2 separate regions of the Mus musculus genome follow, and region 1 is linked to region 2. Evidence: chromatin loops called from intact Hi-C (ENCODE). Cell type or tissue: gastrocnemius. All regions are shown on one strand. Links, peaks and the distances in the headings refer to the core of each region. The heading gives the core; the rest is flanking DNA. Region 1 holds the start of Smim11 (small integral membrane protein 11). Region 2 holds the start of Gm36797 (a long non-coding RNA gene).

Region 1 (11,890 bases), core at 2,052-10,051, 370 kb before region 2:
CAGAGATCTCAGGGCACCACACCCTTGGTTGGGCACTGAAGCCCTCTGGAGAGGTTTTGTTTGCAAAGCCCAGTACCTCTAATGTCTCTTCAGCTCGCTTTCTTCTCTGACTGCTTCCTCTTCTCTGCTTGCAGTTTTCCTTCCAGGCTTCTCCTTTGGTACATTTTCACGCCCGCAAAGGCCAGGCACAGGATCAGGGTTTTTGCCGCCAGGATATACAGCAGCAGGGGCACGTGTTCAAGAACCTCAAGGAGAAAGACACAGGCTGATTGCTCTAGCAGTGATGTGGAGTCTCGGTTCCTTCCTTTTGCAAATGTTACCGAGCACCTACAATGTTTCAAGCTGAGGCTAGACTCCTGGACCACAATGGTGTCCTAGTTAGCTTAACTGACAACTTGATACAATCTATAATCATCTGAGAGGAAAGTCTAGATTGGAGATGTCAGGAGCCATCTAGTATAGGCTAAGGCTAGCAGGTGGCCTTCCTGGAGGTGGCCCACCATTTTTGCATGGTCTGTGATGGGTGAGCTCAATGGCAAGGCCCAGAGAAACTTCACCTCAGGATTGCTTCTTGCAGCTGCTCTGCCTTCCCTGTCATCATTAAATTAACAGAGTAGTTTCTTGGCATTGTCTCACCCTATTGATCAGATTTCCGGCAGATCAACATAAGGATAAACTTTCATGAATTAATGCTATTTAGATGAATTAATGATTCTATAGACTTCTTGATTTGATTCAAATTTTAGGAAGTTTTAAAAGAAGGTCTTAGTCACTTTGCTAGAAAGATGTAATAAAGTTAGAATCAAGCACGGAATGTACCCACCCGTCATAATAGTAAGTGAAGGCTGCATAATAAGAAATACAATGAGTTTTCATCGTCACACTAAAAAGAGAAATAAACTTGGGACAGATTGTGTGTAAGGAAAAACGTTTCAGTCCAAGGATAAAGCCACAGGTGTGCACTATGATAAGGCAAGGCCATGAAAAAACTGTGGCTTTGAACTTATAATGAGCATATTATTATGAAACACTGCCTTGAACTTAATATCAACATCCCTCTGTAACTCCCATTTTATGATAACATTTTATCTTTGAGGTAATTTTCTAAGGAACTTTTTGTCTAAGGAGGTATAAAAAGACCAGAGGAAAGAGATACAGTTGTTGATTAAATGGTTTGGCTTGGGGAGCTCTGCCCCATCCATCCATCCATCCATCTAACCATCTATCCATCCATCCAAAGTGTATATGTCTGTTTGTCTATATGTACATGTATAGGTACATGTGTGTATGCATGTAAGCATGCGCAAACACTTGTTGTTTGTGACAGACAATCAATGGCCAGAGTGTGTCTGTGCAGTGTATAAAGCATCTTAATTCTTTTCTTTTCCTTCCTCTCTGGTTCACAAAGAGTTAACCAGCCTAGCCAGAGAGGCTTCTGGCTGCCTGGACAGAGAGGGGAGTGATGGCGATACATTTTTTTAATTAAATGCCCCCGCTGCTAGGCAACAGTGTTAATCACCCAAGCCAGCGTTTTTTAACCACAGAATAAGCAAGAAAGTTTTTAGGATGTTTTCAGAAGTTATCAGCAAACACTAAGTATAGAGAGCTAGAAGGCCAGAAACCATCAGTCTTTAAATCTACCTCTACGTCTGACACTGGGTCCCACTTCAAACCCTTCCAGGCTGGGCTGGCTCCCAGCAGAAGCAGCTGCCTAGACCAGACTGGCCTGTGGGTGTGTCCATGGGGGACTGTCTGCATTTATTAATTGGTGTAGGAGGGCTCAGCCTATTGCGGGTGGCACCATTCCCAGGTAGGCAGCCCTGAGATATATATGCTAATGTAAGGGGCTGAAGAAACGGCCAGGGTTAGAATGAAACCAGTCCCCAGCTCCTGATTCCAATTTATACACATTTGTGTCCCTCCAATTGTATCTAAACCTTTAGTGACTGTCTCTTCCATGTTGCAGATGGAGCAGCAGTTGCTATATCCAGGAAAGTCTGTGTGCCCTGTGTTTTCTGTGGACTGTCTCCTTGCGTCTGCACCCAGCCCCATGGAGGGGACAGACAGTCCTGACTGAACAGATGAGGACTCTAACTACGGAGAGGTGGCTAACTGGTGAGGAGAAAGCAAGACGTACCAGACTCTCCATCGCTGAATTTCCCAGTAACACGTCTTGTCCTTCCACCTGAATCTGGTTTACAATTTCGTCCTGCAAGTCAGCTACAACTCAGCTGAACTCAGTACCTTAGAAACTATTAACTATTAGGAATGGCTATCTGAGGATTTCTGAGGAAGGTTGCCCTGTGGTAGAATAATAGAGTGAGGAAGAAGATATACTCTAGTTGTTTAATTTAACTAAGACGGTAACTATGTCCACTTTCACCCACTACTGAAGAGTGAGGATCACACAGCTTAGGTGCAGTGGAGGATCATAACGATGTCAGAACAAACGACATGATGGGCATGTATCCTGATGACAGGACCTGTCACGAGGCTGCTCCTGAGCGCTACTGGTCAAGCTTGACTCCACACTCACAATCTAGCTGATGGGGAATGTAAGCATTGCTATAAACCTCCTTACGTGCCCAGGCTGCCCAAGGCTGAGACTGCCTCAGATCTCGACAGGGTACTGTCTCATCCCCACTGATATATCCTGGGGTCCTCGCAAGATGCAGCTAATGTCACAGGCCTTGGTTCTCCATGGTACAAGCCTCAGTCAGCTTTAGCAGGGGCAGGGATGTGTTATCTAATCAGGAGGGTAGAGAACAAACTGAAAAGGAATTACAGCTGACAGACATGGCTAGGTGGTTCCATTATTTACTTTCTTAAGGGGACCAGAGAGGCAAGAGTTTCCAGGCCGGAGGGCAGGGGTGGGAGAGTGATGCCAGCAGAGGGCAGCAAAACTGAAGAACTAAAGAGTCTGCCCCACTCTGTGCCCCATCCGGGGCAGAAACTGGCTTCAGTTGGCCTCAATTTCTCGATCATCTCCTCTTATCCTTTGTTCTGGCTGGTTTTGTGTGTCAACACAGCTAGAGTTATCACAGGGAAAGGAGCTTCAGTTGAGGAAGTGCCTCCATGAGATACAACTGTAAAACATTTTCTCAATTAGTGATCAAGGGGGAAAGGCCCCTTGTGGGTGGGACCATCTCTGGGCTGGTAGTCTTGGTTCTATACGAGAGCAGGCCGAGCAAGCCAGGGGAAGCAAGCCAGTAAGAAACATCCCTCCATGGCCTCTGCATCAGCTCCTGCTTCCTGACCTGTTTGAGTTCCAGTCCTGACTTCCTGTGGTGATCAACAGCAGTGTGGAAGTGTAAGCTGAATAAACCCTTTCCTCCCCAACTTGCTTCTTGGTCATGATGTTTGTGCAGGCATAAAAACCCTGACTAAGACATCCTTTAAGCTCCTTTTATCTCTCAAAATATGCAGACCTGTAAGGGAGGAAATGACTACTGCTGGAACAGGTGAGATCAACTGTGTGTGAGTGCATGAGGTCATGTGTGCATGCATGTGTGTGCCTGTGTGCGAGTATGTATGTACATATGTTTATGTATGTGAGTGGGGGTATGTGCATTCATTCATATGAATGTGCATGCATGTGTGTGCACACTTGTATGTATATGTGTACACATGCTTATGTGTGTGAGTGGGTATATGTGTGTATGTGCTTTTGTGCACGTGTGCCTGTACATGTGTGTGTAAGTGTATGTGTGTGTTCAAACATGTATTCATGTGCATGAGTGTGTAACTGTATTATGTATTTGTTTATGTGCATGCGTGTACATGTGCACAATAGTGCAAGCATGCATGCGTGTGTGCACAATGCTCATGTGTGTGTGTGACTGCATATGTTATGTGTGCTGGTCCACATGCTTGTGCCTGCATGAGCATTGTTTTTCTTACTTGTCACTGAACATGGAGCTCAGCTCACGATTTCAGCTACACTGGCTGGCTAGCAAGCTCCTAGGATCTGCCTGATATCAGCTGCCCTGTGTAGTCAAGGCTAGCCCTGAACTCTCTCTCCACCTATCTGTACCTGGCTCTATCTCTACCTGATTCTTCCGTCTCTACTTCCCACCTTCTGGCATTATAGGTGTGCACCTGGCTAGTCAGCTGGTCTTTTAACCAACGCCCCCCACCTTACCTCTAGGCTTTCAGGCTTTTAAATGAATGAGCCCTGCCCTTTCCCTTGCTTTTACTGGCTAGTGGGCTATGTATGCTCTGCCTGCTCCCAACCTTGGTTCTGACAGCTAAATCTAACCAACAGTTTATAGGAATCTCTTTTATTCATTTCCCAAGCAGTTCAACTTGTCCTTGGTGCTCCTGTGGGTAATTTATGACTTTTGAAAGGTGGTTTCCATGAAAACTGAGTTGAATTCTTTGAGAGAATCAAGTGTGGCTAGGAAAAAACCCCCAATGCTCTCGGCAAACAGCTGGATGAAATGATGGATGAGGACCAGGAAAACTGGAAGGTCTGTAAGATCTCAGTCCACTTTCCTCACCTCAGGCTTGTGCATCAAAGTCATAAAGAGACACATGGAGGACGAAGTCTGAGAGCCAGTGCAGCGAGGTGGGATGCTAGCGCGGGCCTCTTCCAGGATATGGGACAGACTTGTGTCCTCACACAGCAGAAAGTGGGCTAGGCAGGTCTTTGGGGTCTGTTCTGTAAGGGCACTCAATGCTTTACTGACTTTTCTGTCACTGTGATAAAGCACCCGATAAGAGCCGATTTAGGAAGGAATATATTGTGGTTCCCACAACGGAGATAGGCCACCACAGGCTCTGGTCCCATGCGAGAGGGAGCCACACGGCCAGAGGTTCCACCTCTAAATTCCATCATACTGCCTCAGAAGTGCTACAACAGATTTGAGAGGCACTAGCATTCACCTGTTACATCGACTTCAAGGAAACAAAAGTGAGGACGGCTAAGGGCAGCTTTAAAGGCCTGATTTTTGCAGAACAGTGAGACAGTCTGAGGTTAGGGGAGGCATCCTCAGAGAAAGGCCCCGCCTTCCTCCGGCAGTCTGAAGAACAAATGCAAATTCACAAGTCTTACCCGTTGGAAACATTAAATGTGATTACCAAGGCATGGGTGTGAGTAGGGGCTATGGGGAGTAATGGACGTTCACAGGAGTGGGAAGAGATGATGAGAGCCAGGAGTGAGGACCATCAGATGCTATACAGATATGACATTGTTGGAGAACAGATTCAATTCACTAAAAACTATCACTCTGCTGTACAGAGTATCTACTCCACTGATGCAGAGTATCTACTCTATTGTTGCTCTTACCATCTTCAAGGCTATGATGTGTGTTAACCCCTGGTGGTGCCACCATGAACTGCAGTGAACCTTCAGAGAGTGGGGCCTTATGGGAGGTTCTCAGGTCACTGGAATTATGTCCGCAGAGGTTTAAGGGACTCTGGTCTATCCTTCCGCTTTGCTTACTGGGTTCTGAAGTGAGAAGTCTTACCTGCTTCTATTCTCCCCCAAATGCCATCTGCCACCCCACCCCCCCCACCACACATTTACAGCAAGGCTGGAATTTCCAGATCCCATGAACTCAGGTGTTCCCCTAGTGTGACAGATATTATATGTGGAAAAACAAAAAACAAAACAAAAACCAGACTATACTTTTAAAAACTATTCTCACCTTCCAGTTCATGGCGGGCCAGCTGTGATTCACTTCTGACCAATGTACCTGTTACACACAGGCATGAGAGGCAGCTGGAAAGCCGGACCCAAGGAGCTGGAAGTTCTGATCTAGGGAGAGAGAGACAGAACTTCAATACAGAGCCTGCAGGGTGGACCACAATAGGAAGCCACGTCTTTGATAGGGAGAGGCCTGTGAACAGAGAGCAAGTAGAGGAGGGGGGGGGGGGGCTCTGCACAGGTGACCCCGTTCCTTCCTCATGGCTCTCTGCAGCTCCCTGCTGAAGCATCTGTTCCCAACTGACTCCTCTGTGCTCTTAAAGCCCACACTCACCAATGCTCCTGACACGAGGACAAGCTAGTTTGGGGATTAAGGACCTTCTGGACACTAACTGTGCTTGTCCTGGCTGAAAATAAAAACAAACCAAAAACTATCTGGAGGGAAAGAATGACAGGAAAAAAAAGGTGGGGGGGGGGAGAAAAAATACAAAAACACAAAAAAACCTGTCCTGAGAGCTAGGGACAGTGCAGAGACAGCCAGAGAACAGACGCTCTGCACAGTCCTGTGTCTCATTAGCTATGGCACCTGCCTCCACAGCCAGGACACGGGTGATCTGGATGAAGCATCTGCACAGGACATTGGCAACCAGCTGGTGCCCTGCTAGTTCTGGAACCTGACTTTATAGGAAGTTGTCACAGCCTGACTCCACTGTCTGTGCTTAGATGAGCTTAGATGAGCTAAGCCAGTGAGTCTCCATTTTACTCCCTTTACTTTAAAGGGGGAACACATAGGGCATAAGGACTGTGCTCAGGGTCCTCTAGTGTGTGACCAGAATCCGAACCCACCTAGGACCAGAAGTCTCTGTTCCAAATGGGTGTCTCTGGGTTCTTGGTACTGTATTTAAAAAATTGAAGGTGGACACAGGTCAGAAAGTGACAAGGAATTTTGTTCAGAAGCACAGACGTGGTACAGGCCAGGTACTCTACAAGAGGCCAACAGGCACCTTAAGCTGGAGTGGACCAGCCTGTGGCTTCCTTTTGTGGGTTTAGGAGGGGGTAGAAGCTGACTGTTATCAGTGGGGTGTCCTTAAGTTCTAATCGATATGGGCTATGTAAGCTTTAGTTCGCATCCTTTCCCACGATGCATTTCAATTTAATCCTATCTGCTCCCAATTACACATAGCCAAAAGAGGGCAAGTAGGGATTTTTTTTTCCCTCCCTAACTGTTCATTTTAAGGTCACAGTTTGCCTTACTGTGCATGCACCCCAAACCAGTATATGTTGGATCTAGCCATGATGCCTAGTTTCAGGATATGTTTGGTCACCAAAAGGACTTACTGAGGGTCATTGCTAAGAAGCTACAGTTTGGAGTGCCCACAAGCCTCTGTTTAAAGAGGTGTGTGCATGCAGCTCCACATGGGTGTGGGGGAGATCCTGGCTTGCTTTACTGGGAAAGCACTGTGTAGCTCAATCAAGCAGACCCCCCAGGTTTCCCTTCCCCTTGCCTATCTTACATCCAGTCAGCCAGGTCTGGGAGCTTCAGCCTCAGCAAGTCACCTGGGTACAGATGGACTGCTTCAAACTCACTTCCTTCATAATAACTTAAGACTAGAATTAGAAATGCAACGGGAAATTCCACACACCTTTAGAATGGGTTTCCTTAAGTAAAGCTCATGGGAGATGGCGTAGAAAAACATTTCCAGTTGTAAAAGTATCTAATATATAAAATTCAGTTCTCAGTCTATTTCAAGGTTACAGAACTTTGAAAACCAGCTAGCTATTGGCACAAGATAACCAAGCTTTGCCTTTGACTTGTGCAAAGTCAGATAAACCAAGAAGTGTATAATCCAAAGCCCTATTTAAATGCGATAGCGGTGGTTGAAGGTGCCCACTACCTGCAAGTGTTTGCCTTTAAATAGCAGCAGATTCCAACCTATGTTGGAAAAATGAGCTCTTTGCATGTTATAACCTGCTGCTGGAATTTACACCTTGAACGTCTAGTAATCTTAGGGATTAGCCATACTGTATATTAAAACAAAATATTTTTTTTATTTTTATAATTCCTTCTTAATTGAGTTGTATACATATTATATGGTAGACGATTTAACTGTTTCCCACAAGTCACCTCTGTGAATTGATATGCCCAGGATACTGACTCCCAAGGTCAAGGGAAACAAATGGGCCCAAGATGCTGACAAGAGGAAATAAATGAAAGAAAATACCCCGGGGTCTGGAGGTCTGGCAAACACATTGCACTTAGCAGCAATGTGACCTTGGCCTCTCAAAGCCTCCTTCATCAGTAAATTCTCCTTCAGAAGTTGGCCAGTAATCGCTAAGAAGCATGAGTAACACACAGCAAGCATTATTGTCTTGATAATGTCTCTCCTTTGCTAATGGTCCTCAGATAACAAACAGCAATAGGGCAGGATGTAGTCTGGACAAGATGCCAGGCATGGGATAAAGAATAAGGGCAAGAAGAAGGAGGACAGGACTCTACTCCAGGTGGCAGTAAGGGCTGAGCATGTGACCTGGGAAAGCCATGTGGCTCCTGAGCCAAAGCGCTCTTGGGATATCAGCGTCCAAGGAGTAAGTCTCCCACTCTGGAATTCACAACTCTCTGCTCTGTCTAATGTCACAGGACATGATGCCAAAAAGACTAGCAATCTGAGTGTTAAGAGGTAAGATCTCTGAGAAGGAAGCAGGGGGCTGTGGGCGTGGCTGAGCCAGAGTGCTAACGCAAAGCTCTCGGTTCAGCCCAAGTAACTCACAACCCAACCTTGGTGGTACAAGCCTGTAACCCTAGCACTTGGGAGGTGGAGGTCAAGGGATGGGAGTTCAAGGTCATCTAAGGCTACAGAGAAAGACTGAGCTGGAGGCCAATCTCAGATGCACAGAATCCTGCCAAGGAAGGAGAAAGAGAAGAAAAAGAGAAGAGGAAGAGAAGGAGGAAAAAGTAAAAGCAAAGGGGAATCTGTACTGCTATGGAGTGGGTGGGGTGGGTAGAGGAGAGCGAAGGGCCCAGAGCAGCCAGGTTCATTTTCACCCACTACTTTAAATTTCAAGGCAGCTTGCAAGCTTTCTGCAAATGGGGATAACCAAGAAAGCTAAACATAGCAGTGAGCTGTCTGCTCTGATATCACGGACTCCTGGTGCCATTCAGAAGCAAGCAGCAGCTGGCAGCAGAGGGTGAGCCAAAGCCACTGGGGTAAGGACAGCTGGAGGCCATTAAAATATATGAAATGCAGGGAGCTGTCCAGGCTTAACCCTTAACGACAGAAAATAAAACTGTTTGTAGTTTTGATCTTTATTGCAAAGTATCCTGCCAGGTTTTATTCTAGAAACAAAGAAGACATTCACTCACTTTGATTATACCAATTTAAACGACGTGGACAATAGTCTGCTCACAAGCTCCGTGTGCTCCTTGGCGAGGCTAACAGAGTCGAGGGTGCACCTATCTCAGCATATAATGCACTCACCTATCCTAGCAGCTTGTGTCAACTGTCTGAAGCCGTTTTCACTCCCAGTCTCTACCCCTTTCACTCCAATTCCTCAGCCAACCATTTAAAGTATCGGTAGGTTCAAATCGCCATGACCCCTGGACCTCACTTAGCCCACTCAGCACAGGCCTTGGTTTTCAAGAAACCCAGAAGCACCTTATCCGGGTGGGTGGCCAGATTCCAAATTTCAAGGCTTTGGGGAGCCTGTGAGTTATGGTGCACTTCCCTACTAGATGAAACGACACGCCTTGTTTAAGCAACTTTGGCGCCTTTGCGATCTGGGGCACCACAGGATCAAACGGGGATTTGCTATCCCTGGATACTTGGGAGTGCCCAGTCCCAGGTTCTCGCCCCCAGGCATTGCCTCCACGGGGGTGGGGGGTGGGTAGAAGGCCAGGAGTTATCATCGCTCCCTTCCTGCGTCACCAAAACAAGGCGACAAGACTATTAGAGTTCCCAAGGGCTATGTAGCCGTAGGCAGCAAGTGTCATCATGGGAGAAACAAGAACGCGGGATGACCAAGGGATTCCCCAGAGCCCCAAAGACTCACACACTTACACTCAGGGCGGCGGGGCCTCCTCGCTTGCTGCTCACAAACCACGACTCCCACAATCCCGTCGTGAAAACTACAAGTCCCGAAATGCACCGCTCGGAACGGAAGCGCCATCTTGAAAGGCACCACTTGATACGCAGGCGCAGTGGCTTTAGGGCGCCCGCAGATTCGCTAGTATTAAGGAGCGTGTTTCTCCAAGCGCAGGCGCTATGGGCTTCAGGCCAGTTGCGCAGGAATCTGAGGCTACTGCAGAAATCCAAGTAGGAACCCTGAGGGTGGTCCGCAGGGGTTAGGGTTCGGCCTAGGACCCTTTGTTCATGTCCACTGGTCATTGACTCCTGTTCTATACAGCTGAAGACAATAGGTCCCAGGTTTTTTGTTTTGTTTTCCAGGCTTAGCATTCCTCCAAGGGGACAGACAAGAAGAATGCATCCCGGTTGAGATAACCGATAGATACCCAGATTTTAGGTTCCCAGTTTCATTTCTAGCCAGTGAATCCCCAAAGTGCCGGGTGGGGAGACGCAGACAGCAGCCCTGTCCAAGGCTCTGGAGAGGCAAAGTTCTCACCGAGACCTCCACCTCATCTCCCTCTTCTGTGGAGGGGGGAGCGGATGCCCGGTGCTGACACTAATTGCGGGGTGAATTCTTGGACCCAAGAAAGTTAGCTTCAGATCTCATCATGCCTCTTTGTGGAGATGAAGTTGAAAATGTTAGCGTGCAGAGGGTTTCACAGACCTGGTTGTGCTAACAAGAGAATATCACGTTGAGACTGTCGTTTAATTTAACTCTACAAGGCCTATAAAAGGACACACTATAATTGTAATATTTCACAAATGATGAAACGGAAACACAAAGGATTTTTTTTTCTTTCCCGAGGCTGAGGCCAGCTCGTGCCAGACCTGGGGCTCGCCATAAGTTGCGAGACTGGGATCAGCCCCTATCACCTGTTCCTTTTGCAATAGCTTTGAATCTGCACTGAAGTACTACTCAGATGTGTAGAACTAGCAGACTAAGCAGAAAGACTCTAAAGGGAACATGGATAGAAAAACAACAGCAACCCAGCTGTTTGACTTGGCATTTTCATTTAGAAAGCTTTGGTTGAAGTTGATACTGGAGGGAGAAGCTGGGGTAAATGGATCAACAACTGGATGCCCATCCAACTTGTTAGTTATCTCCTGTTAACACAACAAAATGCTTGACAGAAGCAGCTTAGGTTATCTAGACTAGGTGAGTAGAGTCCACAGCTGGGAGGAGAGTGATGGAGGCTTGACCTCTCTTGGTCTTCTCCTTCAGGTTCCATCCAGGATCCCAGCCCAGGGAATGGTGGCACCCATTTAGAATGTTTTCCCACCTCATGTAACCCAATCTATATAATTCCCACAGGCATTCCCAGAGGTGTGGCTGTTACCCTAGTCTAGATCCTGTGATGTTGCCCATATTAACTACCACATAAAGATGTAGCATTTCTCCTGTTCCCCCTAAGTAAAATTGACTGATTGATGTCCATGTTATAACTATATTTTCCAGTGAGGATGATAAAGTATGTTTAATGAAAGCCTGGATTTAACCACCTGTACGTTTTCCTGGAGAAACAGATAAGCCAAGGGGAAAATTACAAACTCTGGGAAAGGGTGTGTGTTTTGTGTTGTGTTGTGTGACGTGCAAGGGGCATGCCCAGCAGAGTCTTAATGTTTGTATTTCAAAGAGATATTTCTACATGCTAGAAGAATTATTCTTGCTGAGTCTCTGTGTTTGCATTTCTAAGAGACATTTCTTTAGATGGAAGAAGAATTATTCCTCAAAGAGAAAGAGAGAGGATTTTGTAATTGCAAGCTTTCTCACTGCTATAAAAGAGGGTTCCATAGCCTATTGGGCTCCTTTGGTTAGATTTTACAGTCAGCTCTTCCTGGTTTCTCAGGCAGGTACTTTAAGGGGCTGGATAACCATTTTGAGCTGTTAGAAAGATATATTAATGTTTATTCAAGTCTCTTAGGATATGAAGGTCAATGAAATAATTTGTACCAAGAGTATAGGATATTTACTGGCCAAAGTTGGAGCCTAGTCACGAAGGAGGCTCAGGGAACCTTGACTTGATTAAAAAGAAAAGTCATTACGAGGGTGGAAAACCTGGCTGGATACAGCCCCACACTAGGATCTCTGGGTCTGGGCTATCTAGGTTGACCATGCTGGTGT
Region 2 (11,890 bases), core at 2,694-10,693:
TAACCCAAGCAGTGGGTAGGCAGAGGCATGCAGCTCTCTGTTGAGTTTGAGGCCAGCTGGGTCTATATACTGAGATTCTATCTCAAACAAACAAACAAAAAAAGGCCATCTCAAGATTCACTTTAAGAGAGTATACAGGGGCGGGGGAGTGTGACTCGGTGGCAGAGCACTTACCCAGCATGCACTGCATCGAGTCTCGGCATTCCAACCCCAAGCTCTGAAAAAAAAAAAGTTTAAAGTACATAAATTTTATGATATATGAATCATAGCTCACTAAAATAGAGGAGTTGAAAGGATATTAACGTATCAGAATGCGATTTAAAATGGCTGTGTGTGCGGATGTGTGAAGGGGATAGCTTTTTTTAAAGAAATATGGGCTACTAGGCGGAACTGGCAGCCTGCACTTGTAGCTGAGCCCAGGAGTTCCCCCTGACTGACCTCCACTGCCAGATTCAGGCCTCACAGCCCCCAGTTTCCCTGGTTCAACTGACACCCCGGGCCACAGACTTTGGTAGCAGCTCTAACTGCTTTGCCCCAAGGATATTTCTCGAAAACACCGCCTGGCTTTCCACGAACGAACGTGCTTTGGAAATGCGCTCCAGGCTGTGTTTGATACATTCTGTGTGGTGTTTGCGACTTTGTGTGAGGCTGGGACCATGAAGGGCACGGTTTCAGAAGGTTGAAGTTAAATAACAAATTGACATCAGAAAACGGGCCCTTGAGCAGCCGAGCCACCAGCTGCCTGGCACCGGTCAATATTCTGGCACCCTGGAGCAAACCGCCCAGCCAGAGCCTGCACTGTGGCCCCTGGTGAGGCTGGGGCTGAGGCTGGCCCTGGGGTCTTGAGTGTGAAAACTGACCTGTCTAAGCCTCTGTTTCCTTGCCTATAAAATAGGGACGGTTGTCTTTGTAGCTAACAAAGGCTTTGGGAGACTGAAATGAATAAACAGATCTGAAGTGGTGGTTCCTAGAAGGTGCTGGGAGCTTGGAGAAGAGCAGGTACTGCCTATCCTTAAAGGGGAAGAGGGGAGGGAGAGAGGAAGGAAGTAGAGAGGAGGACCAATAGAGGAAGGGTTTGCCACACTTCATTTCCAGGGATACTGGCTATATTTCTATCACCATCCTGTTCTTGTGTCCCATCCCAAAACCCAGCACTGTGACTAAAGACCAGGGGTCTAGAGACATTCTGTGGAAAGCTGGTCCCATGATGTTACTAGCAAACCAGGCTACCACCACCTGCCAGTTTTTGAAGCTTTAAGCAAAGTAAACTCAAACACATGGTCCTCACAGGTATCCAAAGAACAGGCCGGGTGGTATGCCAGAATCGCATGGGGTGCCTGGTTAAAATGGAGAACTCCAAAGATGAGGAGAAAGCTCAGTGGGTAATGGGCTTGCGTAGCATGGGGACCTGAGCTCACATCCCCAGCCCTCGTGTGAAAAGCCAGGCTCAGCCCCACACACACCATAGTCCTCACGCCACCGCTGAAAGACAGAGACTGGAGGATCCTACGGACTTGCTGGCCAGCTAATGTAGCCAATCAGACAGCGTGGGAACGCTGTCTCAAAACCTAAGGTAGACAGTGACAGATGAAAATACCTAGCACTGGCCTACATGCACACACACACACACACACACATACACACAATTTGATGCATTTGCACACACAAATAAACTAGGGACTCTTAGATGCCATCATCAACTCCTCCGCCCGAGCTTCCAGCAGGGAATCTGCATTCAGATACTCCCTCTGTAAACTGCAAGAAACAAATCTCAGCTTTTGCCTTATCTGGGGTTACTACGTCCGTGATGAAACCGCTTGACCAAAGCCACTTGAGAAGGAAAGGGTTTGCTCGGCTGATGCTTCCCCATCTCTCATCACCACGGACGGAAGTCAAGACAACCCAGACAAAGCCAGAACCCAGAGACAGGAGCAGAGGCCATGGAGGAGTGCTGCTTCCTGGCTTGGTCCTCTTGCTTTGCTCAGCCTGCTTTTGGCCACCCCCAACATCCCCTGTCCATCAGTAATTAAGAAAATGCCCTGCAGGCTTGCCTACAGCCCCACCTTACGGAGGCATTTTTAAATTGAAGTTCCCTCCTCTCAGGTGACTTTGGCGTGCGTCCAGTTGATGTAAACACAGTTGATGCCAGCACAGCAGTGAGCTTGAGAAAGCAGAGTTTCAGAGCCCAGCACCTAGAACTGCCAGCCCGGGGCTTATGGAGAGACCTCAAGAGTAACTTAAATGAATGATAAACTATGACGACGGCTAAAGAAGAGGCAGGAGTGGATGAAGCAGCCCACGCACGGTTCCTTGCTTTGCTGCCCCTCCTCACAGTGTCCCTGAGGGGAAACTGCTGAGGTCACCTGAAGAGCCTCCAGAGCCTGAGCAAAGCAACATGAGATCCGAACTCAGGGGACACGGAGGAGCCAAGAGATATGAGACCCGTGGTCCAAACTCGGGGGATGCAGAGAGGCTGAGAGAAAGGTCTGCCACCATCAGCAGCTGGCAGCTGTCTAGGATTTATTTAACTTTCCTGTGCGTGTGTGTGAGTCCATCTGTCCATCTGTCTATCTGTCTGTCCATCCTTCTGTTCTGTGAACACTCTCCTACAGAAGCCAGAAGAGGATGTCCGATACCCTGGAGCTGGAGTTACAGATGATCCCAATCCTGATCGGCTTGGGACTCAGGTATAGGAAGAAGTCCTACAAATTTAAAGACATATTCAAGAAAACTCAGAGCTTGTAAAATTAGGGCTGGCTCACTTTGATGGTAGACTAGCATCTATGCAGTATGTCTTCTTAGTTTGTATTATTATTATTATTATTATTGAGACAAGGTTTCTCTGCCCCACATAGGTGTCAGGAACAAATGATTCTTCTGCCAGAGTAGCAAGTGCTCTTAACCATTTCCCCAGGCCTCTTCTGCCCTACTGTGTGATACAGATAAACACCTAATTACTTAACAAAAACATCATCATGTTACATGTCGAGCATTTTAACCCTGCTGTATTTGGTTAGCAATAGACTACGGCTATTTTCTTAATGCAAAAACAGCAGCACACTCTTTCATCCTAGCTAGCCCAAGGTTGATCTAATCCCTGTCCAGTTCTTAGATATTCAAACTCCATACTTAATTTAAAATAAAGCCTATTGAGTCGGTCCTAATCCATCTGCTGGGTGGGTGGGTGTAATGTTTCAGGTTCCACGGAGTCTTTTCAATCCGAAGGCAGGACCGACTGACGGCTACCGTGAAAGATTACTTTGAGAATATTCTTGACTAACCTTAAGGATTAGAACATAAGTAAGAAAAACACACAGGCTTCAAAAATGCCAGTAAATTGATTCCAAGGTAAGTGTCGGTGCCACAAATCATAAGAAGAAGGAGGACATGTGGCCATCTTGTCACCGTCACAAGTGGACCAATTTGATTCAGTGCCAGGGAGACAGTAGACTTTATTTTTGATAAACAACCACTTTGAGAACTGTGCAGTGAGGATCTGCCTGCTGGCATGATTAATTTTTATCTTTGTTTTTCCTCCTTCATTGCTTCCATTGGTTGCCAAGATATGACAGGAGCTACTGTCGGCTTGGGACTCAGGTATAGGAAGATATCCTACAAATTTAAAGACATATTCAAGAAAAAAACTCAGAGCTTGTAAAATTAGGGCTGGCTCATTTTGATGGTAGACTAACATCTATGCAGTATGTCTTCTTGGGTTGTATTATTATTATTATTGTTATTATTATTTTGAAACAAGGTTTCTCTGTGTAGCCCTGGCTATCCTGGAACTCACAGAGACCCACCTGCCTCTGCTTCCCAAGTACTAGAATGGAGTTGAGGGCGTGTGCCACCACTGCCAATGCAGTATCGCTTAATGGTAGGAGGAAGGAAAGGGGTGTGTGTGTGTGTGTGTTTGAGAGAGAGAGAGAGAGCGAGAGAGAGAGAGAGAGAGAGTTGTGTTGTTCGGTGTTCATGTGTGTACTTGCACATGTATATGCAGGTGTCTGTATATATACATGTGGCAGCCATAGGGCAGTGTCTTCCTCTATCACTGTCTGTATTTTGAGACAGGGTCTCTGACTGAATGTGTAGTTCACTCCCTTTTGCTAGTCAGAGAGCTCCAGAGATCCACCTGTCTCTGCCGCCACTGTACATAGGTTGTATGATCGATTGTGACAGCACACACTCACATGTGGGGATCCAGACTTCCGCCTCCACACTCCCCAGCCAGCCCCATTACACGCTATGCCCTCCTCCTTCACAACAAAAGGTGGTTTTCAAAACTGAAACTGGTTCAAAAGAATCTGTGACAGCTCCCCGGAGGTGGGCAGCTCTTGGTTGCTGGCCTGTTCCCTGGACATGCCAATACAAAGGAGCAAAGCAATGGACGGGGTTGGGGGACAACCCTCTGTCCCCTTTCCAGCCACATACAAAAGGTCTAGACTGCTGTTCCTTGCAGATCTTGTCTTGGTCTCTGAAAACTCCCCCACTAATAGTCCTTTCGTTGCTTGAAATCTCAAACTAGACGGTACTTTTCCCCAGTTCTGCTAGTCTGCCATCAAATAAAAAGCCTACAAAAGCTGCTAGCAGCCCAGTCTCTCCCCAGAAGGCGCTGAGTGGGTGCCAAGCAGCTGCTTAGTACTTCTGGGTCACAGGGCCACAAGGTCACCCTAACTCATTCCCTACGGAGACTGGTCAGGCTTTAAACCCTGGGGTATTAAAGCCTCCTTTAGCCTCACCACTGTATCTTCTCTGTCAATCCCCTGCCTCATGTCCCAGCCACATTCCCCTGATAAACCAAAATGAGCTCTACTTTAATGATTAAAAGCGAACAGAAGAATATTCTGCTGCCAAGCCTGACCAGCAACTGCTTATGAGACCCGGCCCTACCTCAGGGTCCAAACGGTCCTGTCTCTACACGGGGACATTTCAGAATCAGACGCCCCCACATTGGGTCCCTCTGAAAGGCTTCCCTGTGAGTGTGAACATGTGTGTTCCTCTCAACACATTCACTCTGTCTCTTACAACTAAAGGAAAACCTTGCTACTGTCTTCTTCACACCTAACTCCTGAGGCTCAGCAGTTCTCAGGGTTGTTTAGCAGTCATACATGCTCCTTCCTCATCCCCCTCCCCCCCCCCCAGTTCTCTCCCCAAGTAAATGACCTTACAAAGTTTGTTTGTAGCTGGGTGATGGATGGTAGTGCACACCTTCAATCCCAGCACCCCAAAGGCAGAGGCAGGCAGATCTCTGTGAATCTGAGGTCAGCCTGGTCTACAGAGTGAGTTCCGGGACAGCCAGGGCCACACATGGAAACCCTGTCTCCAAAACACTGTTTGTTTAGTTGTTTGTCTGTTTGTTTATTGTGTGAGTCAGTTCTCCTTCCACTATATGGAACCCAGGGATTGAACTCAGGTCATCAGGCTGGGCGGCAAGCGCCTGTGTCCACTGAGCCCTCATACTGTTCTTTGACCCATGCTTATTTACCAAGCCGTTCCGGCTGCAGGTTGGTTCAGAGCGTCACTCGGTAAGTTTCTGCAGAGGACACGTGCTTCTGACCCACGCCAGGCCTCCCCACAGTCAGGCCCCTTCCCAAGTGGAACTGGTGTTGACAGGAACTGTGCCCTGCTTTCAGAGGGTCTCACGGCCATCTCTTCCAAGTTCCGAGCCACAGCCCAGTGGAAAGAAGAAATAGCACGTTAATATTGCGTTTAAAATGGCCCCTGTTGGGTTTGTGTTCATCTCCCCTCTACAGGAAAAACAACAAATAGGAAACCCCTGTGTGCAAAGTGAGAGTAACAGGCCCCTCCCCGGGTCTTCCAGGCTGTGACGTGCTACCTCCTGTTATATTTCCGTTCTCCACAGAAGGAACCTGAGACACAGACATTGTTTAAGACACAGAAGTGGTGAAGCAAAGCCTAGGTCACATCACCAAACACAACCAATCATGACCAGACCCTCGAGCAGGTCTCCTCAGCTCTCTCAGTCTATTAGAAGAGCACCGCGCAAGCAAGCTTGCTACCCTGGCTTTCCTCTCAAGATCAATGTTGTGATTCAAACCAGGGGCCAAAGAAGGTTAGGCTCCGTGTCTTTTCTTTGCTTCTTCTGTCGCTACCAGCTTCCAGAATAAGATTCCCCCAAAGGTATAGTGCTCTCCCTCCTGACCTAACCCCACCCCACTGCCCAACCCAACAAAGGGCTATGACTTCTAAGTCAGAAACATGCCAGTGAAGCAAGACCTGGGTTGCTATGGGAGGTCTAAGAGTCAAGGACCAGCTAAGATAGTTTCTAGGGGGTTCTACAACAGGCTTCAGCTCTGATGGTGGAGGTTGTGACTGGAGCTATCAGGATTGTTTGTTTCACAATCATATGATTCTCACTGGCTAACGTGAGCCAGACACTGCATTTTGGACCCAGAAAGCTCTAGAAAGACTCTGTTTGCAACATAAGGTGATGGCGCCCTCTAGTGTCCGCAGCATTTTGCAGAAACCTACCAGGCTCCTTTGTGGTGACCTTGAACATTGAGCAGGTGGCAGCTTCAAGGTGGGCACTACCTCACATCACGCCCAGAGGTGAAGAAAACAAGCCTGAACCACAGGGGTGGTGAAACTCAAGACCCTCTATGGGCCACTCTGCAGATCCGAGAGATCGAGTTTCAGGGGGAAAAAAAACCACTAAACTTTTCTCATTAAAAAAATGAATGAATTAATTAAAAATTATGTGTATGCTGCTGAGGTGGGGTGTTGCATGTATTCCAGATGCAGAGGTAGAGGCAGGTAGATCTCTATGAGTTCTGACGTCAGCGTGGTCTGGGTTGAGAGTTCCAGCCCAAACAGGGCTACACAGTTTAAAAAAATAATAATAATAAAAAAAATCAGGCTGGGGTGGTGGCTCACACCCCCGTGAGCATTCAGAATGCAGATCTATTTGAGTTCGAGGAACCCTGTCTTGAATAATAAAAACAACAAACAAAAAACCACCCCCTTGTGTATGCAAGTATGCCTACATGTGGGTATGTCCATGTGAGCACACAAGGGCCAAAAGAGTCCAGAAGAGGGCGTCAGATTCCCCCGGAGCTGGAGTTACAACTCCAGCTTGGTAATGGAGACCTGGGTTCTGGGGACTGAACGGGGTGGGGGTGGGGATGCCCTCTGCAAGGGCAGCACAAGGTTTTAACTGCTGGGCCGAGTGTCCGCTCTCACCACCAATTCTTATTAAATGATTTACTGCCTCTTTCCTGTGAGCACACGTTCCAGATCTTAAGGTTAAAGAGTTTAAATTCATGCGGTGGTAATGCCTTCTCTCTCTTGTTCATTGCCCGCTCAGTTTCCAACACACAATCTCTGCGAACCGCAAGACTTGTGCAAAAGCCCCAGAGGTCATTTGCTCTTTCTGGGGCTTTAAAGAGAAAGAGAGATCTTGTGTGAAAGAACTGCTCTAATGCAGGCTGCCACCCTGCAAAACACAGGGAGTGTGGTAAGAGGCTTGTGCACAGTTCTTAAACAAAACAAAGAAAACACCAGAAAGGACTGTACTCCGACAAAACTCCATAGATAACGTAAACACTCCCGAGACCTCTCCGTGCAGGAAGAGGATTTATGTATGAGTGCTCTATCTGCATGTACACCTGCGTGCCAGCAGAGGGCGTCAGATCCCAGTATAGATGGTTGTGAGCCACCCTGTGGTTGCTGGGAGTTAAACTCAGAACCTCGGAAGAGCAGCCAGTGCTCTTAACCACTGAGCCATCTCTCCAGCCCAGTTCGTACATGTTTAATGTGTGTACTTAGATCTTTTCTGTGTGTCATGAGATAATTTTTGTAAGTCTGATTTACTTATTTAGGGTTGTTTGGTTGTTTGTTTGGCTGGCCCTTTGTAGCCCGACTGGACTAGAACCTGCCAAGTAAAACAAGCTAAATTTGGCTTTGCTGTCATCTGCCTGCTTCTGTCCATTGAGTGCTGGGTCACAGGCACACCCCACTATGCCTAACTTGAAAGCCTCACTTTCATGGCTGTGTAATATAGCGTTCCAAATAAGCCATTCCCCTGTGTTGGATACGATTTGTTTGCTTCTCTGTTTTTCTATCTCTAAGTGAGGGCACTGTGAACTAGGGCATGAACCTTCCTCTGGGTCTCTGGTAATGAACAATGGGAATTGCTCCTGTAAGTCTAATCTTTTTATCTGGACTTTCTAAATACTGTAATTTCAAAATGGTTCTTTCTGAATTAAAGAGCGAGTCACTAAATTTTAAGACATATGGCAGGGGCTTGTGAAATGGCTCAGTGGTTAAGAGCACCAACTGCTCTTCCAGAGGTCCTGAGTTCAAATCCCAGCAACCACATGGTGGCTCACAACCATCTATAATGTGACCTGATGCCCTCCTCTGGTGTGTCTGAAGACAGCTACAGTGTACTCATATACATAAAATAACTTTTTTTTAAAAAGCCTGATCACATGAGTTTGATTCCCAGGACCCACAGAAAGGCATAGGGAGAGGACAGATGCACAAGCTGTCCTTTGACACTCACCGTGTGGCAAGTGCATCCCATGTACACACAATAATAATAAATAAGACTCATACGTGTACCACTGATGGTCTCATGATGTCATGCCACTGTTTTCTGTGACTGTCTCTGTGCAGAAGATAAAACAGCGATCGAATGGGAAGCATAAAACAAACAGGTGCCAGGCAGTGGTGGCGCACACCTTTAATCCCAGCACTTGGGAGGCAGAGGCAGGCCGATTTCTGAGTTCGAGGCCAGCCTGGTCTACAGAGTGAGTTCCAGGACAGCCAGGGCTACACAGAGAAATCCTGGGGGGGGTGGGGGGTAATGGGGGGGGCGGGATGGAAACAGGTACGGTCTTAAATATCTGGGTTTCTCTCCCAGGGTAGCCCTGCCCTTGTGCGAGTCTGACTCATTCTATTAGCCTTGACTGCAACAATGTAAAAAAAAAAAAAAAAATTTAAACAATCTAAATCTGTTTCACCTCCCAGAAAATACAGACACAGTTACACACTTACACCTGAGGGTTGTCTGAAACTCAAACCTTGAAATTCAAGCAACCATCAGCTGCCATTTTAGAGCTATGCATGGAGCTAGAGTGGAATGAAGATGCAGAATAAATAGAAGGCACCGCATTGCCACAGGGTAAACCTAGAGTCTATTATAAAAGACAGTGCAATAGTTGGTCTACAATTTCCCGAGTGTATTTGAGCCTGGGACTTTTAAATTTTCTATTACATTTATTGAAACCCAAATTGCTTGTAAACTTGCATGTAGCTATACTTCAGGAAAATGCAACCTTGCGGTTTGATTTTACATAGAGTACAAGGTTTCTATTCTACTTTGGCTTCTTTTGCTGTGACAAGACACAGAACAAGCTGGGCAGGGATGGTGCACGCCTTTAATCCGAGGCAGAGGCAGATCTCTGAGTTCAATGTCTACAGAGTTCCAGGACAGCCAGAGCTACACACGTGGCGGGGGGGGGGGGGGGGGGGGAAGGGCACGACGATTTGGGGGAAGGAAAGGGTTTGTTTCAACTTTCATTTCCAAGTAGCAGTTCATCCCAGAGAGGAATCAACAAAGAAGCAGAAGTGGGAACGTGAGGGTAGTAACTGAAGCAAAGATCCACTGAGAGCCCCTGCTTCCTCACCACTCTCTGACTTCCGCTCAGGGTTTGCTCAGCCTGCTTTATATACAACCCAAGGATCGCCTGCCCTTGCTACCTGCCATTGGGTACTGCCATCAGTGGGCTGGGCCCTCCCACATCAATCACTAATCAAGAAAATGGTCCCCAGACTTGCCTACAGGCCAACTGGGAGAGGCAGTTTCTCAGCTGAGGTTTCTGTCTAACTCTCAGAGGTATCTCTAGTATGTGTCAAGTTGAAAAACTAACCAGTACAGCCTGTGAAGGCAAACAGGTTGATTTTTTTTTTGATACCTTGTTGAGACTTGGGATATAAAACAGCTGTCTACACATGAGCAGTTCCATAAGATGTGATCAGTGCTGAATACGCTTTTCATTAGGCTTACGTAAAAGCATTTTGCAGCAGTGGAGTGAAGTATCCACACACAGCTAGTGAGAGTGTAAGCCGAAGAGAAGCAGCTCTGCCTCATGTGCCCATGTGCTCATGCTCACTTGTCAAGCTGCTCGATCAACTTTTAAATTCTACTTTTGAAATTATGAAAAAGTATATCTAAAGATACTCAGATGTGTATTAAAGTAATATATTAAAGTAATATAAACCACGTGAGTTATGTTGAAAAGTCATAGAATGGTTAAGTTATAGAATCAAAGTAGGTTATTCTGCAGCTATGGACATGTTTATTAAAGTGCCATAATTTAGAAATTTGCTTATACAAAATGTATTTCTGAGGTTGGAGAGACAGCTCAGCGGTTGGGCACTGGCTGCTCCTGCAGAGGACCTGTGCTCAGTTTCAGTACCCCCTGGCACCTCACAACTGCCTCTAACTCCAGCTCCAAGAGACTAGATGTCCTTTTCTGGACTCTAAGGCAACAGGCACACATGGTACACGTGAATATATGCAGGAAAACACTCAAACACATAAAACAATTTCTAAAAGAATGTATTTGCAACCCATATAATTCTGTATCCATCTTCCCTCATATTAAAAAGTAAATTATATATAGATAAATTATATATAGATTTTGAGTCTGTGGGTATAAAAAGCACAAACACGGGCTGGCAAGATGACTCAGCAGTTAAGAGCACTAACTGCTCTTCCGAAGGTCCTGAGTTCAAATCCCAGCAACCACATGGTGGCTCACAACCACCGATAATGAGATCTGACGCCCTCTTCTGGTGTATCTGAAGACAGCTACGGTGTACTTATGTATAATATAATAATAAATCTTTGGGCTGGAGCGAGCAGAGATCCAAAAACAAAAATTAAATCCCCAACAACCACATGAAGGCTCACAACCATCTGTACAGCTACAGTATACTCATATACATGAAGTAAATAAAGAAATCTAAAAAAAGAAAAAAAGAAAAAGCACAAACACACCTGTCAACTGTCCTATGTAATCAAAATATGGCCAGAAGAGCCAAGAAGTGCGCCCGGGTAGGTTCACTTTTGGTTTTTGTTTTAAGTAAAGCCTGAAGCATTGCCACAGAAGCACACTTGGCAGGTTCAAGACGAGTCAACGATGTTGACGATGCATGTGCAAAGAGTTTAAATCTAAACCTAATTTCAGACTTAATTTTCTGGTTCCGGTTCACGAGTCCAGCCGGACCGCGGCAGGTACGGACTACAACTCCCAGCATGCAAGAGGTTCTTACCCACACTCCCGGGCTCCTGACGCGTACATTTCCCAGAAAGCCGAGCGATCACGCTGGCGCGCGCGCGTGCGCTCTGGCGCCAGTAGTCTCTTTTCATTTGGGTTTGACCTACAGCCGCCCGGGAAAAGATGGCCGCGCCTGCAGCGTCCGGACTGTCTCGACAGGTAGAAGCTGGCGGGAGGCTCCCTCCCAGGGTTGCGGGTCCCCGGCTCCCATCGCCGCGTGTGAGGCCGTGGCTGAGGGGTCAGGCAGCCCGCCCAGGGTCGTGGGGCCCGGCGACTGCAGGCAGCGTGGGGCGGATCCGCGTTTCGTCCCCGTGGGGAGTGGGCACGGATTTCTCTGTCTTGACCTTGACATCCAGGACTCACTGCATAGCGGAGCAGCTGGCAAGGGCATGGGAGAGAGCACTGGGGAGAGTACATGCCTGTCCTTGCTGGTAAACCTAAGGGCTGCCTGCTGCTTAGGATTTTGAGTGTTGGAAAAGCGCATCCCCTGTGTTTATAAAGAAGGGGGGAAGGGCTAAACGTCTCCCCTTTGGCTGGCAGCTGGTGAGTGATGGCGAGCTTGCAACAGGCCAAGTCCAGCAGAA

Evidence for each region. A loop is a pair of places that touch in the nucleus more often than their neighbours do. Peaks named below come from ENCODE experiments on the same cell type or tissue, not always from the same donor. Only the 100,000 strongest peaks of a DNase experiment are listed, where the experiment ranks them.
Region 1: a loop joins it to region 2, with 5 times the contacts of the local background. A loop is called at or near these places in 12 of 42 quality-filtered maps.

Annotation. Positions count from the first base shown.
Region 1 is chr16:92,299,156-92,311,045 of GRCm38, reverse strand. Smim11 (small integral membrane protein 11) reads right to left here and starts at 9,743. Exons shown (of 4, transcript NM_138743.2): 1 at 9,703-9,743; 2 at 5,649-5,758; 3 at 77-245. The coding sequence starts at 5,660. The coding sequence ends at 90. It overlaps 1700048M11Rik (RIKEN cDNA 1700048M11 gene), which reads left to right. Exons shown (of 2, transcript NR_045300.1): 2 at 1,967-2,330. In gastrocnemius, for the core only: CTCF peaks have their summits at 2,877 (motif pointing right) and 5,325; DNase peaks (open chromatin) are centred at 8,334, 8,820, 9,445, 9,821 and 1 more place; H3K4me3 peaks cover 2,261 bases; H3K27ac peaks cover 2,715 bases.
Region 2 is chr16:91,931,095-91,942,984 of GRCm38, reverse strand. Gm36797 (a long non-coding RNA gene) reads left to right here and starts at 2,129. Exons shown (of 3, transcript XR_385049.2): 1 at 2,129-2,687; 2 at 3,199-3,348; 3 at 5,754-6,644. It overlaps Atp5o (ATP synthase, H+ transporting, mitochondrial F1 complex, O subunit), which reads left to right and starts at 11,355. Exons shown (of 7, transcript NM_138597.2): 1 at 11,355-11,465. The coding sequence starts at 11,430. In gastrocnemius, for the core only: CTCF peaks have their summits at 6,468 (motif pointing left) and 7,622 (motif pointing right); DNase peaks (open chromatin) are centred at 6,463 and 7,643; H3K4me3 peaks cover 706 bases; H3K27ac peaks cover 1,515 bases.